2 separate regions of the Homo sapiens genome follow, and region 1 is linked to region 2. The links are chromatin loops, found by intact Hi-C in ENCODE. Cell type or tissue: heart left ventricle. All regions are shown on one strand. Each heading gives the region's core, and the rest is flanking DNA. Links, peaks and the distances in the headings are about the cores only.

The links. Hi-C counts contacts between places; a loop is a spot of excess contacts. Peaks named below come from ENCODE experiments on the same cell type or tissue, not always from the same donor. Only the 100,000 strongest peaks of a DNase experiment are listed, where the experiment ranks them.
Region 1: a loop joins it to region 2, with 6 times the contacts of the local background. A loop is called at or near these places in 1 of 110 quality-filtered maps.

Annotation. Positions count from the first base shown.
Region 1 is chr11:23,728,297-23,732,698 of GRCh38, forward strand. LINC02726 (long intergenic non-protein coding RNA 2726) reads left to right here and starts at 691. Exons shown (of 3, transcript XR_931129.2): 1 at 691-2,590; 2 at 3,304-3,362. In heart left ventricle, for the core only: no CTCF peak of the experiment used is centred there; a DNase peak (open chromatin) is centred at 2,421.
Region 2 is chr11:24,553,028-24,557,429 of GRCh38, forward strand. The region is part of intron 1 of LUZP2 (leucine zipper protein 2); the gene reads left to right. Among named protein-coding and RNA genes, the nearest start is that of LUZP2, 58 kb to the left of the region's middle. In heart left ventricle, for the core only: no CTCF peak of the experiment used is centred there; no DNase peak of the experiment used is centred there.

The DNA of each region.
Region 1 (4,402 bases), core at 186-4,185, 820 kb before region 2:
TATTTTATTGCAAACATTTAAAATCAGAACAGCATAAGCTTAGATATCACATTTAGTGTGTAGCTTGATTGTTAGTAGCAGGTATTATAGCTCTAACACTTGGCATATAACAGTTGATATACATTGATATAATTAAGAACTTTGGAAAAATGAGTAATGAATTTAGGTCTCTAATCTGTTTAGATGTTTTTATTTGTATATTTTGTCTAAATATTTTATATTTGTATCTATCTTTCTGTCTATCTAGATAATTTTTGAAGTTTGTAGTCTTAGCAGAAAGGGACAATTTACTGCTATTGAGGATATACTATAGTGAATTATTATATATTAATTGTGTATTGTGGAATAATGTGTATTAATACACTATTGACCTCAGGCTAAACCACACATACACACACACACACACACACACACACACACACACACTCAACATTCTTAAATTTTTAAAGAAAAAAAATGTAAAGAAAAATTGGGTTGATCTGCCTTAAAGTCAGACTCTATTGTCTTTTTGCTTTATGACTTTGGAAAAGTTAGAAAACTTTAATGAGTTTCTTTCTCTTCTTTATGTAGTCATTAAAAAGATCTTAAATATAAAAAGAATATAGAAGTTAGTGCTCCTGGTGAAAGAACATAATCAGTCCTTGAAAATTAATGAGAAAAAAATCATCTGGAGAATCTCCAATCCAGTAGAATTTAGCAAGTACCACAGTGAGTTAAATTCCAAGTAAAGTGGAACTTCTGTTTAAAACCCATGGTACTTAGGTTTTTAATAAGTGTTTATTAGGAGAATGAATAGAGTTCATTGTAAGAGAAGAGGTAAAGAGAATAGGTGTATAAAAACTAAGGTCAAACTCATTATACATATTCAGAGTTTACCCAAGAAAAAATAACATTCCACAGGGTAAGTTATTTACAAGGAAAGTCTTCTTGATGCAATTAGCCTCTGTGATTCCCAATCCTATTAGCCTGGACTCTTAGCGTGATTGCATGGATTCTCCTGATGTCATTCATCCAGGATAGGGTTTAAGTTTTGCAAAGAGCTGTTGCTCAGCAATGTTTGATTAAGTAAAGTACAAATGCTGTAGTGCTAAGTATCTGCTTAACAGTTGGATCTTTAAAGCTTTTGTACTAACTCTTTGAAGCCATAAAGTCAATTATGGATTTGCATATCCCCATGATAAGACAGTGAGACTGTCATGGATGATGAAAGGTTATGGCCTTATAATGCCCCAAGAAAAGAAGACTTCTGCTAAGAGACAAAGCTGTACCAGAGTCGAGGGTATAATTCTTCAATCCGCTAAAATTACAAAAAATTTCAAAGTATCACTTCAGATCATTTTTCAAGATGTGCTTGTTGACCTTCTAAATTAGATGGTATTTTTCTACTTTCAGGAAATGAACAACAGGCCCAATAATTTCGGAGTGATTTATGAGTATCCAATGCAATGGCACACTATGGACAGACTTTATGTGAACAAATCTGAAAAAAAAATAGTTTGTTCTGGTATATCTTGGGTTATCATAAGCCACCACACCAGAACAAAAACTGCTTCTTTTTATAATAAAGCTTCAAAAAGGAGATTAGGTATATTTGCTTCAAAAATAACAATTTGAATTTTTTAATGAGATTTATTTTTCAAATTTTATTTTTCAAAATAAAGACCACCAAATGCCTCATTCTTATAGGAAATCTAAATAGAAAATATACAAAACATAATAACTCCTATCATCCAATCCCGGCCATTCTGAGTCAATTACTGATGCATTTTCATTCAATTCTTTTCACGTGCTGAGTCTCACTTGAGGAAAGGGACCCGCGTTATGGAGTTGGCAAGTGCCATTATAGCCTCAAAAGTGCAAGAGTACATTTCTGGGTGCTGTTCACTCCTGCTATCGTCTTTCATCACTCCCTTTAGTGTCTGCCTCAGGCGGATCACCTTGACTCTTTAATCAAATTAAGATTTCAAATGCCATTTCTAAAACTTTTTTTTTTTTTCAAACGCTATGTAATCAGGTGACAGACATCCGCCTGCGACAGGACATCTGCCTGCGACTCAAAACATTCGAGAGTTTTTCCTGGTGAATTCAGTCTCACTTCCTGCCAAAGTAAACGAGTTCCTGTGCTGGCCGTCCCGCCCCTCCGAATCCTCGGGAGAAGCGGGACTAAAGGATCAAGCTGAAGTGAATGTGTAGCCCTGTGACCTCAGCGCGCGGGGGCGGGGCGATCGCCGGACACCCCCGCCCTCCCCGCCTCCAGCGCGAGTGACAACCCGGTCTCTGGCTCTGGAGCTGCGGCGCGGAACAAGCCCCGCAGGGCCTTCCCTGGCCGCCAACACACCACTCCCGGAGCTGATTCCCTGTGCCCAGCTCCTTTCTTGGCGAGGCTTCAGTCCCTTAGTCGGCCTCAGTCTGTCCACCTTCGGAGAGGTCTGAGCGCTAGCCGGAGACAGGTAGACACCGAGAAGTGACAGAACCCAGAGGAAGCTGGAGAGAGGCAGCGAGGAAACGAGGGCCCGGCGGGCAGCAGCATGAAATTCAGCCCAGTGCCCTACCTGCTGCCTCTCCTGCCCGCGCTGGTCCTCAGCACCAGGTGAGTCCAGGATCCTGAGTGACCTGAGCCCAGGGGCGGTGTCCGGGTAAGGTGGGTCCTACTGCGAACCACCAGGGGTCAAAGGCACTCAGTGAACTCTGAATTTCCTTCCTCGGTTAGAGTTTCTATGATTAGGACTCTAACACACTACAGCAGCAAAGGCCTTTTGGAGGAAATCTCAGGACTGCTTCCTGTGTGCAGGGACAAAGGTTTTTTGTTTTGTTTTGTTTTGTTTTCCTACCAAAAGCAACACGTTTTTCTCCAGCGCTAATTGTATTGAACATGAACTCCGCAGATAACAGAGAACAAAGAACTGAAATACAATCAAAATATCAAGAAGGAAATAGTCACCAAGCATTGCCCTTAGACTGGAGCTGTCTCAGTCACAGAGCCCTCCCAATACCGGTGTTTGATTTTAGGGTATAAGGAGCCAGAGATGACAGATAGGTTCTGGGATATGTGTAACCTTGTTGTTTGTTTGTTTTTAATGTCTCCGGACCTCTGAAATGACCTGTTTCAATGTCTGGAAGAGGCTAAATGGTGAGAGAATGCATAAGTTTTTATGTTTCCTATAAGCCAAACTAAAAAAGGAGCGACAGAGACAATTTACAGTTAGAAACTCTTCCAGAGTACTGATACTCTCTTAATGACTCCAGATGGGACTTTTTAAGGTATTATTTATATATAAAAAAAATACGTTTTTTCCCGGGCAGATGGCCAAATAGGAACGGCTCCGGTCTGCAGCACCCAGCAAGACCAACGCAGAAGGCAGGTAGGTGATTTCTATATTTCCAACTGAGGTACCTGGTTCATCTCATTGGGACTGGTTAAACAGTGGGTACAGCCCACAGAAGGCGAGCAGAAGCAGGGTGGGGAAGCACAAGGGGTTGGGGAACTCCCTCCCCTACCCAAAGGAAGCCATAAGGGACCCTGCCATGAGGGACCGTGCCGTGAAGGACCATGCTATCCAGCCCAGATACTAGGCTTTTCCCATGGTCTTCGCCACCCACAGACCAGGAGATACCCTTGGGTGCCTATACCACAAAGACCCTGGGTTTCAAGCACAAAACTGGGCAGCTGTTTGGGCAGACATCAAGCTAGCTGCAGGATTTTTTTTTTCTTTTTGTACCACAGTGGTGCCTGGAACATCAGCGAGACAGAACCATTCACTCCCCTGGAAAGGGGGTGGAAGCCAGGGAGCCAAGTGGTCTTGCTCAGCAGATCCCACCCCCACGGAGCCCAGCAAGCTAACATCCTCTTGCTTGAAATTCTTGCTGCCAGCACAGCAGTCTGAAGTCCACCCGGGATGCCCGAGCTTGATAGTAGGGAGGGGCGTCTGCCATTACTGAGGCTTGAGTAAGCAGTTTTCCTCTCACAGTATAAACAAAGCTGAAGGGAAGTTCTGGCTGGGCAGAGCCCACCACAGCGACCCAAAGCTGCTGTAGCCAGACTGCCTCGCTAGATTCCTCCTCTCTGGGCAGGGCATCTCTGAAAGAAAAGGCAGCAGCCCCAGTCAGGGGCTTATAGGTAAAACTCCCATCTCATGGGACAGAGCACCTGGGGGAAGGGGCACTTGTGTGTGCAGCTTCAGCAGACTTAAACATTCCTGCCTGCTGACTCTGAAGAGAGCAGTGGATCTCCCAGCACTGTGCTTGAGCTCTACTAAGGGACAGGCTGTCTCCTCAATTGGGACCCTGACCCCCGTGCCTCCTGACTGGAAGACACCTCCCAGCAGGGGTCGACAGACACCTCATACAGGAAAGCTCCGACTGGCATCTGGCGGGTGCCCCTCTGGAATGAAGCTTCCAGAGG
Region 2 (4,402 bases), core at 272-4,271:
TAAGACATACACATACTGTAGACCTTGAGGTCACAATAATAACTGTTACGTTATTTTTGCAAAGACAATTGAGTCAATGGGAAATAACAGAGAATTTAGACAGTATATCTGTATATATAATTATATGTATATATGTGTATATATACACACACATTTCTGTGCGTGTTGAATAATTCAAAACACAAGAAGGAAGGGGCCAAAAACAATGTGAAAGTGATATTATTTATAAGTTTGTTAGAGAAAGTAGCTTATATGAAGACAAATAACACCGAATTCCTTTCTAATACAGTGTAATAATTTAGAACCTACATGGATTAAAAACTAAGGGTAAAAAGTAAATGTAGAGGAATATTTTGTAATGTAAGGGCGTAAAGTATTTCTTTAAGAAAAGCTGAAAAAAAGGCTAAAGCAATTATGAGTATTTGACAGCTGATAGAATGGAAAAAGGTATTTTGAATGTTTAAAATCAATTAGAAATTTATATCTAGAATAGAAGGGTATATATATAATACACATTGGCAAATTAGATAAATCATAGCCACAGGACCTATGAGCAAGAATCCATATAAAGCCACTTCTCAAATGATAAGCTGATGTTTAAAATAGGACCGTTCTCTCTTCCTTCTTAGGGGTTCAATTTTCCCTTAGAGTGAGTTTTGTTATAGACTAGAGATAGAGGAGAAAAAGCTCACTCTTGAGCCAAGCTATGGTACGTATCTGTGCCCACATCATCTTTGGCAGGTGTTTCTCCTTTATATTTTTGTAATTAAAATTTTATTTTCATACATGCTTTACATGGGCAGGAAAATCTTCTTAGTGGCAACTTCACTATTTGTGAGAAAAGATGGCTAAAACTGCCATTTTCATGAGTTTCCTTGAGCTCTCTTGGGGCTAAAAAGACTTTGAAAGTATTTCTCTCTAAAGTTCCGCGAAAGAATGCCTTTGTGCAGCCTACGTGAGGGCTGGGAAACGGACTTTCCTCCTGGCACATTTTCTCTCTGCTGCGCTGAAGACTGGGAGTTTGATATTTGCTTTTCTTTATAAATGTGAAGCTGAAAAGCTGATGGCTGAGTTTTAGCTCCCATATCCCGTCTACGGTGCTAAGAGAGAAGATGTGAAAAGCATAATTTGAAAATTGCAACTTCAGAAAACTGAAATCTTCTAGGTAGACACATTCCGATTTTCTAAGGAGCTGCTTTCTTCCCTCATTGTTCTAAGAATACATGTATGATATGATTTTAAACCTGTAGGGCACATTGATGAACTAAAGAGACTATTGTCTTATATATTCAGAATAAAATATGTAATTTTATTAAATGTATTTGGCATGAAAGTAATAAAATATTAGTTTTCATATTTATACATGCTAATATTTAACATGATTTTCTGAAATATACTATGAGTTGCACAAATAATTTTAAAACTTCAATTTAGATTTTATAACATAATTATAAGAAAGTTAATTTTTTGCCACTTTCAATGCAGCTTGTTGTAAAATCCTTTGAAAATAATGCGTAATCTCTAGATGTCCTTTCTATCTACTGAGAAAATTCTCAGCATTTTTGTTAAAATGTTTCATGAGTGAATGATCATTATTGATTAATTATATGAAACCCCACTAAAACGTATGTGTTTGTGTGGTATAAGGCAGGAGACTTATCCTTGGTTATTTAATTTTTTTTTTTTTTGGTAAGGACTACCAGATTAAAAATCTAGAAAGTATACAACAGACTATATTGAAAATGGGTCAATTCTAAAGTTATCCCTAAAGTTTATTTCATTCAAGTCCGGTAATGATGGTGTAAACAGTAGCCCAGTTAGAAAATTGGGAAGATGCAACTTTGCAAGTGGAAGATTAGGGGAACCATCCTTATAATCTTAGTCATAAATGCAGTAAGATATCAATACAATTTGGTTTCCCAAAAAGCTACTATGGTGTCTTGAGGCATGAAGGCATGAAGTACTGCATTCATGTCAAAGGAAATAAAGCTCCTACTTGCCTGGCCAAACTATCATTGATGCACTGTGTAGATCTGATTGCTTGTTTGTAAGGCTGATAACCCAAAACCGAGCCCAGTCAAGACCACGAGGCAATTTTAAACAGCTTATTTCGAGAAATATTTGATGAAAAAGCTGGGCATGTTTAGCCTAGAATATGGGAGATTTAGAAGCGATATGGAAGAAAGCCATAAGTATTAGAAGATAGTATGTAGAAGTGGATTTTCCTCATCTGCAGAAGTGGAATAGTAAAGATACATAACTCAGAGCTTTTGTATGAAAAAATGATGACATAAAACACTTAAAGGGTTATCATGGAGTAAATCCTCAATAAATATGCTTGTTGTTTCTGTGCTTTTATAACAAACTTACAACTGCATGAAGGAAAAATCTCTAGCAAATTTCTGCAACACCTATCAGCCATCTTTATTATACAAATACGCTGTGTTCACATTGCAGATGAAGTAATAAGCAGAAGTTTTACAGAACTGGACTCAACCTCTCTCTGGTACCTCCACTAACTGTCATGGACTAGTTTAGTTCTTAGCACCTAATTACACAGAAGGATCAAACTCAGAGACATTGCATGAAATAAATGTACTGAGTCCAAAGATATTCATTCAAATAACTGGCTTCAATCATTGTTCTAAGAAATAAATGTTATCCAAGGCTGGCCATGGTGGCTTATGCCTGTAATCCCAGCATGTTGGGAGGCCAGGTGGGAGGATCGCTTGAGTACAGTAGTTCAAGACCAGCTTGGGCAACATAGTGAGACCCTTTCTCTACAAATAAAGAATAAAAAAATTAGCTGGGCATAATGGTGTGCGCCTGTAGTCCCAGCTACTCAGGAGGCTAACTGGGAGGACTGCTTGAGCACAGGAGGTCAAGGCTTTAGTGAGCCATGATCGTGCCACTGCACTCCAGTGTGGGCAACAGAGCAAGAGCCTGTCTCAAAAAAAAGAAAGCTATCTGAAATTAGCTTCCATTACCCCCTTTTGATCCTGCTTTTATGGGTGATTCACCTACCAGTTTGTATAATGTTTTTTAGTCTCTATATGAGTGACTGATGATGCTTTTTCAACTGAAAAACACCTGAATTCTAGTTTCAGTGGCATCACCTAAATACTAAAAGTTTTGTGGATATACTTCCACCCCTGCCATCTCACACAGGATTGAAAATTGGGGAAATAATGCTTCATTGTATATATGTTTTTATTACGTTGAAAGTTTTGTGAAGAACTATGCCATTCACTTTCTCAATTTTCCATTGTGGCATATAATACTCTTCTATTTAACAACTTAGTAAAACTGTGTCATAAAGGATGCTAAAATTATTGTCTAATAGTTTCCCTCAAAGATCTGGTCCAGTGAGAGAATCTAGATTTACAAATATCTGTATGTCAAGGAAGATTCTGACATATTATATCAAAGAAAAATAACATTATAGAGATTTAGAAAAAGGAGAAACTGTATTTACTTAATGATGAAAAGAAAGACTTCATGAAGGGTGTGGTATATGTGGTGAAAAGAAATCAAGGAATATGTAGAGTAAGGCAGAGCATGAGAGGTCCTTCCAGAAAGGTAGAAGAGTATATAATATTCTCATCAAATGTTCTTCCTTGAGTAGACTACAGCTCATTTATTTGCCTGGAAAACTAATAGCATAGTGGCAATTATCAGATTTCTTCAATAATATTTAGGCCATGATGATCTCTGTCCTATACATATTTTCCAAAGCCCAGAAGGGTTTTTCTCCAACCCTATTTTTTGCCTCTTTCTGTCTTGCACCCTCAACACTAACTTACCCAGAAACACTCAAGCATACATGACACACACATAGGCTCTTTGGCCATATGGTACTAATTTCACTTCCCTAAATCTTCCACGATCATTTTGGCCTCTGGGCTTTTCGATTGGTTAATCTGTCACCCTGCAATGTTCAGTATTTCATCCAGGCCATGCACTCTACCATTATTAATTAATTTCCTCTCTTTCCATGTCTTATTCTAGCTACCACTTCTCTCAGAAAGCCTTCTCTCATGTCCTATCTAATGAAGCTTCCGGGTATTTCCATACTATCCTGAATTTCCACAATAGCACATTGACTCCATTGTGTTATAGCTGATGACTTGTCTTTATTTGCCTTCACACTGCAGGTGCTGTGACAACCTGAGTCCTATCTCTCTTGCCTCCAGAATTCAGCATTATCGTTGCTAAAAATAAATAATAATATACATTATTGAATCAATGAGTAGAAGAGTTAATATGTAATAGAGATGTCAGCATCTTGCCAAAATGTGAATTAATAGAATGTAAATATATCCTATTTAAGACCAGTGACATAGGAGCAGGATGATTATGGTTTTGAGTAAAATTATTGCCATATGTACAGCAGTTTCTTGGT